2 separate regions of the Homo sapiens genome follow, and region 2 is linked to region 1. Evidence: chromatin loops called from intact Hi-C (ENCODE). Cell type or tissue: mammary epithelial cell. All regions are shown on one strand. Each heading gives the region's core, and the rest is flanking DNA. Links, peaks and the distances in the headings are about the cores only.

Region 1 (2,924 bases), core at 218-2,717:
AAATGATACATTGGACTTTGGGGACTCAGGGGAAAGGGTAGGGGGTATTGAGAGATAAAAGACAACACATTGGGTACAGGGTACACTGCTCGGGTGATGAGGGCACCAGAATCTCAGAAATCACCACTAAAGAACTTATTCATGTAACCAAACACCACCTGTTCCCTAAAAACCTATTGAAATAAAAACATTAAAAAAATTTTTAAAGACCAATCTTAGCCTCTATAATAGTGATGTTATCTATAGAAGCAACTGGGGAAGTCACAGATTACGTGACCTCTGGCCACATGACTCCTGAGGGATAAAGGATTGTAGAAACTACATTCATTTTGCCAGGTGTGGTGGCTCATGCCTGTAATCCCAGCACTTTGGGTAGCCGAAGCGGGCAGATCATGAGGTCAGGAGTTTGAGACCAGCCTGACCAACATGGTGAAACCCTGTCTCTACTAAAAATACAAAAATTAGCTGGGCATGGTGTCATGTGCCTGTAATCCCAGCTACTCAGGAGGCTAAGGCGGGAGAATTGCTTGAACCGGGACCCGGGAGGTGGAGGTTGCAGTGAGTCCAGATGGCGCCAATGCACTCCAGCCTGGGCTACAGAGCGAGACTCCATCTCAAAAAGAAAAAAAGAAAAATAAATAAATAAATAAACTACACTCATTTAAGCAGAATTTAGCCTCCTCCCATAATCCTAACCTTGTGGCCTTTCATTAGTTTTATAAAGGCAGTTTCCTCTTGGGAAGCACTATTATCATTCTTGTTTTTAAAGTTAAACTATAAACTAAATTTCTCCCAAAGATAGCTTGACCTGCACCCAGGAATAACCAAGGACAGTTTAGAAGTTAGAAGCAAGATGGAGTCAACTATGTCAGAATTCTCTTACTTTCATAATTTTGCAAAGGTGGCTTCATTAAAGAAGAATAAGGTTTTAATATATTTTTGATTGGTGTTCCAAAAGGAGCAAATGAAGGGGTATCAATATTTAAGAATATTTTACCAAAAGCTGATGAAAGATAAATTCATGTCTACAGAAACTGATGTCCCAAGGCAAAAAAAGGAATCCATCTATTAATACACACTTTGTTGTAAGATTAAAGTACAACAATACCAAGAGAATACCTTTAAAGCAGCCTGTGAGGAAAAACAAAAATAAAAAAAAAAAGATCATCAATGTGAAATGACATTTAGATTGACAAATTTAGACAGTTCCCAAATTATGGTGACTTGACTTACAATTGTTCTGCTTCATAATGGTGATGAACCAATGTGCATTCAGTATGTTCCTTGACTTGTGATGAGATTATGTCTGCACAAACCATCATAAGTTGAAAATATCCTAAGTCAAAACTGTGTTTTCAACTAGGATATTTTCAGTTTATCTAACCCCCATTATGATGTAACCCTATCAAAAATTGAGGAGTATCTTCCACTGTTCAATATGTTGAGGGAAAACACTTGTCAGACTAGAATCGTGTATTCAGAAAAAGTGAATGTTTAAGTATGACTGAAATAAAGACATTTTCAGGTAAGTGTCTTGTCATGAGCCCTCTCCCATCATCTCATCTGTTTTGCTTTGCCCTGTGTCTTCCCTAATCCATCCACCTTTTCACTCCCTTTGGAACCCAAGGGCACAGTTCTCTTTCACCTGGTAACCTCTGTGCTGCACATCCCATCTACTCCCCCACTGTCCAAAGACAAAATTACAACAATTTAGTTTAAAGATCTGAATTGTCTTTATTTGATATTCCAGAATCAGGCAACACTTTGTTCCATAATAAATGTTCCAATAAGTGTAGCACAGGAGATTAGTTTTATATTCGGAGAGGGGCTGAAGAAAGCAGGAACAGGAAGCAAACTGTGAATTGGTCATTTCAAAGTTACTTTAATGTGGGAACAGGAAAACAGAAGAATAGAGAAATAATTGATTTGTTAACATTAGGTTACTCTTTTTTTGTAAGGACTAAAGGCAATGGGGAACTTCATTAGCATGCCATTGAAACTGGCCTGTTTGGGAAATTTGGATTTGATCTCTCTCTCCTGATTTCTCCGAAGACCAGATAACTCAGTTTTGGTTTGGTGAAGAAGAACCTCAGAATTAATGACTCCATTTTAGTTTTTAGTCTGGTCTGTTGGGGCTAGTGCAGGAGCTTAGCCCACAAGAATGGCCTCCTTTAATTTTTATTTAATGCTTATTTAAGTGATTTTACTCTCCCTTGGGGGCACCACATCACTCAAAGGAGCTCAATCCCCCAAAACCACGTGTCTCTCGGTTAGGAGAAGCACTGGCCAGCTCCCCAGAGCTCCTGAGAGCTTCCTCTCCACTGCTGCACCCACCTCTCCCCCATCATACTCAGTTTCTGGTCACTTGAGGTCAGGTTGTCCAGTAGAAGCCTCCACCTTTCCCTGGACAGACTTCCTAGAGCTTGTTCTTATCCACTGAGGATGTCGGGACCAAGCTCACAGCCTTCCTCTTCCTGGTTCCTGCCGTCGACTCAAGTGACTTCAGGTTGTGCAAGGGCAACAGACTCAGTCTCTTCATCTCAAACATTTTCACCTTTAATGCACATCAGCCTCCCCTAGGCAGGGTTAGAGCCCAGGCCATCGCCTAACACCCCTTTCCTTTTGGTCATTTGTCTTTCCCTCTGTCTTCCTCCTTCATCTTCACGACATTTATCTGAGTCACTTGCATGACACTGAAGGTGAGCACCTCCTTATATTTTGCTCCCACAGGCTTTCTACCTGCCTCACTGTGCCCTGGCCACCATCCTGTTTCAGCTGCATTGTCAGTCTCATTCAAAATCAAGCCAACTGTGCACGAGCTCTGCTCCTCTGTCTCCTGCTGGAGATAGATCAGATAATACAACTGCATGTGTTGGATTCACTGAAAGTTAAAGATTTCTACCCAGAAATGAGTGTCCTGCTTC
Region 2 (2,924 bases), core at 91-2,590, 160 kb before region 1:
GGGCTGGGCAGGGAGGTGACATCCTGTTACAACGTGGCAAGATGATAACAAAAAGTTCACAAGCAAAAGCAGAAGGTGGTGGCCAAACCTCATAGGAATTCTCTGAGCCAAGAAGTGTGGTCCCTGAGTTTTTATAAGGTGTTGGTGGCTTCGGACACAGGCTTTGAAGTAACCCTCAAAGCTACTGATCTGCCCTGGACACCATCTCACACTCTCAGCTTCCTGTAACTGCATAGTTTAACATGTTTTGTTTTCCTAGAAGCCTAATCTCTTTAAGCTGGGTAGGAGGCCTCTGTTTCTTCTTTAAATCCCCACAACACCTATAAGAGTGCTTACACAGAACAGAGTTTCAGTAAGTTCTTCTCTGATTCACACAGGGACTTCTTACCACAAAAACCTTACAGATCCAAGGCATTTTTTCCCTTCATAGATCCATGGGTAGTTCAGAGATAAAAGACAGTATTTTTATGTGTGAAAAACTGTCTTACTAAATGTCCCACTTCCTCGGGAAGCAATGCATTATTTTTCCCATCTGGCATATGCTAAATGGTTGTGAAAATACAGGAAGTTCCTGTGAATTTCCTCAAAAAAATCTTGACAGGCTTTGCACTATTTTGGACTATTCTGATTTGTATTATGACATTTAAACTGTGATAAAATAATATAAAACAATAAAATAAAGGAAAACCTGGTCAGACAGTATGAAGCTTTCCTCACCTTCTGGGGTAACAAGTAAGAACATGTATATAAACAAAAAACAAGAGTGAAAACAAAAATGAGGAGAGATCTTGTTTTTGAAATGCATGGAGTTGAAATTAGCTCAGACATTTTAAGTTGTTTTATCAACATTATAGGAACATTTGCTAAAATATTTGGTTTGTTTATATCATAGAATCATGGAGTATCTAAACTCTAAGGAAGCTTTGCAATATTCTAGTCCAGTCTTGTTTCATTTTTTTTAACAGATGAAGAATCACAAGTCCAGAGAAGTTATGATTTTCCAAAGGTCACACAGCTGGTTAGAGGCAGAGAAAATCCTAGAATCCAATTCTCATAATTCTTAGTCCGGTTTTCTTCCTGAAGTATTCCTGAAATATTTCCAATATAAGTGTTTACATCTTATATTGTAAGTGCATCATTTACCTGAATGGATGCACCTCCCAGCCAAGTGAGGAACCAGAGCCAATGAGAAGGTGGGGTCAGGAGCCAAGTGAAGTGGGGTGGGGAGGAGGTGAGAGCAGCTCCTCTTCTCTCTCACATTCTTTTCTCCTTACTCTAGGGAGCCACAACAATGGTGTAGCCTGGGGAAAGTCAGCAAGTCCTGTCCTGAAAGAAATCCACCTCCTGAGCCTAACTATCCTCACTTCCTGTCTACCAGCCCCTTCACTTCACTAGGGAAATGCCGTAGCAACTTGGTTCAGCACAGAGACTGCATTGATTCCCTTCCTGGCTCCCCCAGTTTGAGCTATGTGACCTTGGGCAAGTTACCTTACTTCTCTGTTCTTCCATCTTTTTCTCTGTAAAATGGGAACAATAACACCTACCTCACCAGGTTGTTGTGATTATTCAAGTTAACGTATTTAAGAGCTTAGGACATGCCTGGAACATATTAAGCACTATATAAGTATCTAATCAATAAATTCAAAATAAATTAAGCTTATTTTGTAGTGCCATGTCTATTTTCTTGAAATTTTCCTATCATTTCAGGGCTCTTCATAAGGCAATTCCTGTCTTGTGATCTTCTTTTTCTTGCCCAGACTCACTCTCCTACCACCAGTGTCACTGAAGTTCTTGGCTCAGAGGAAGATGCTGGGGCCAATCCAGAGAAGTAGCTTCTTACATAGTGTAGAACACAATGGCTTTCAGGTTTGAGGACACCACCAAGTGAGCTGCACCTGTAGTGCTCTGGCTGACCAAGGCAGGGGATATCCCAGCCACACTCATTAGCACTGTTCACCTAGCACCTCAGCTCTTGTTTTCTTCATCTATAAAAAGGTCCTTGGCTCTCTGCTATTAGGGAACCTCTGCAGGTATATATGTGTGTGTGTGTTTGTGTGTGTGTTTGTGCATGTGTGTCTTTGTGTGTGTGTGTGTGTGTGTGTGTGTGTGTGTGTGTGTGTGTGTTTAAAACTCAGAATCCTTTCTACACTATAGTTGCTGGCTTCTTTCTGTTGGATCTCCATGTAACGTCAGAAATTGCAGGAGAATTTGATTATATTTTTCTTCCAGCTCTTGCTAGCAATAAAAAGTGAAGACATCTTATTTTCTGATGATCTATGTAAGTACACAGGTATATCCTAAAAGAATAAAGGTCTTATTCATGAATTCAATCAATCAAATAATGTACACTAAATATGTTATATGCATCAATGGCTGCACTCTTTCATTGGCCTAAATTTGTTATGCTGATCAGTATAGGGTCTCTGAGCAGGAATCTAAGCCAGAAGTAGAAATGGAATGACTTCAAGGACCAGCAGAATGTCAATGAGCTCATCGTGCCAAGTAAAGAAAAGGTGTGAACAATAGAGAATAGTGAGACCTGTGGCAAATTGGTGACACATTTCCCAGCTAGTTATAATATAATTAAAAAGGGCCGGGCACGGTAGCTCATGCCTGTAATCCCAGCACTTTGGGAGGCCGAGGAGGGTGGATCACTTGAGGTCAGGAGTTCGAGACAAGCCTGGCGAACATGGTGAAACCCCATCTCTACTAAAAATACAAAAATTGCTCAGGCGTGGTGGCGCACGCCTGTAATCCCAGCTACTTGGAAGGCTGAGACAGGCGAATCGCTTGAATCTGGGAGGCGGAGGTTACAGTGAGCCAAGATCGTGCCACTGCACTCTAGCCTGGGCGACAGCATGAGACTCCGTCTAAAAAATATTTATTTTTTTAATAATATTTTTTAATAATAATATAATTGAAAG

What was found. Hi-C counts contacts between places; a loop is a spot of excess contacts. Peaks named below come from ENCODE experiments on the same cell type or tissue, not always from the same donor. Only the 100,000 strongest peaks of a DNase experiment are listed, where the experiment ranks them.
Region 2: it touches region 1 in a loop (2.3-fold over the local background); 1 of 110 quality-filtered maps calls a loop at or near these places.

Annotation. Positions count from the first base shown.
Region 1 is chr7:41,225,293-41,228,216 of GRCh38, reverse strand. No RefSeq gene overlaps it. Among named protein-coding and RNA genes, the nearest start is that of LINC01449, 130 kb to the right of the region's middle. In mammary epithelial cell, for the core only: a CTCF peak has its summit at 1,649; no DNase peak of the experiment used is centred there; H3K27ac peaks cover 205 bases.
Region 2 is chr7:41,384,594-41,387,517 of GRCh38, reverse strand. No RefSeq gene overlaps it. Among named protein-coding and RNA genes, the nearest start is that of LINC01449, 280 kb to the right of the region's middle. In mammary epithelial cell, for the core only: no CTCF peak of the experiment used is centred there; a DNase peak (open chromatin) is centred at 1,307; H3K27ac peaks cover 1,909 bases.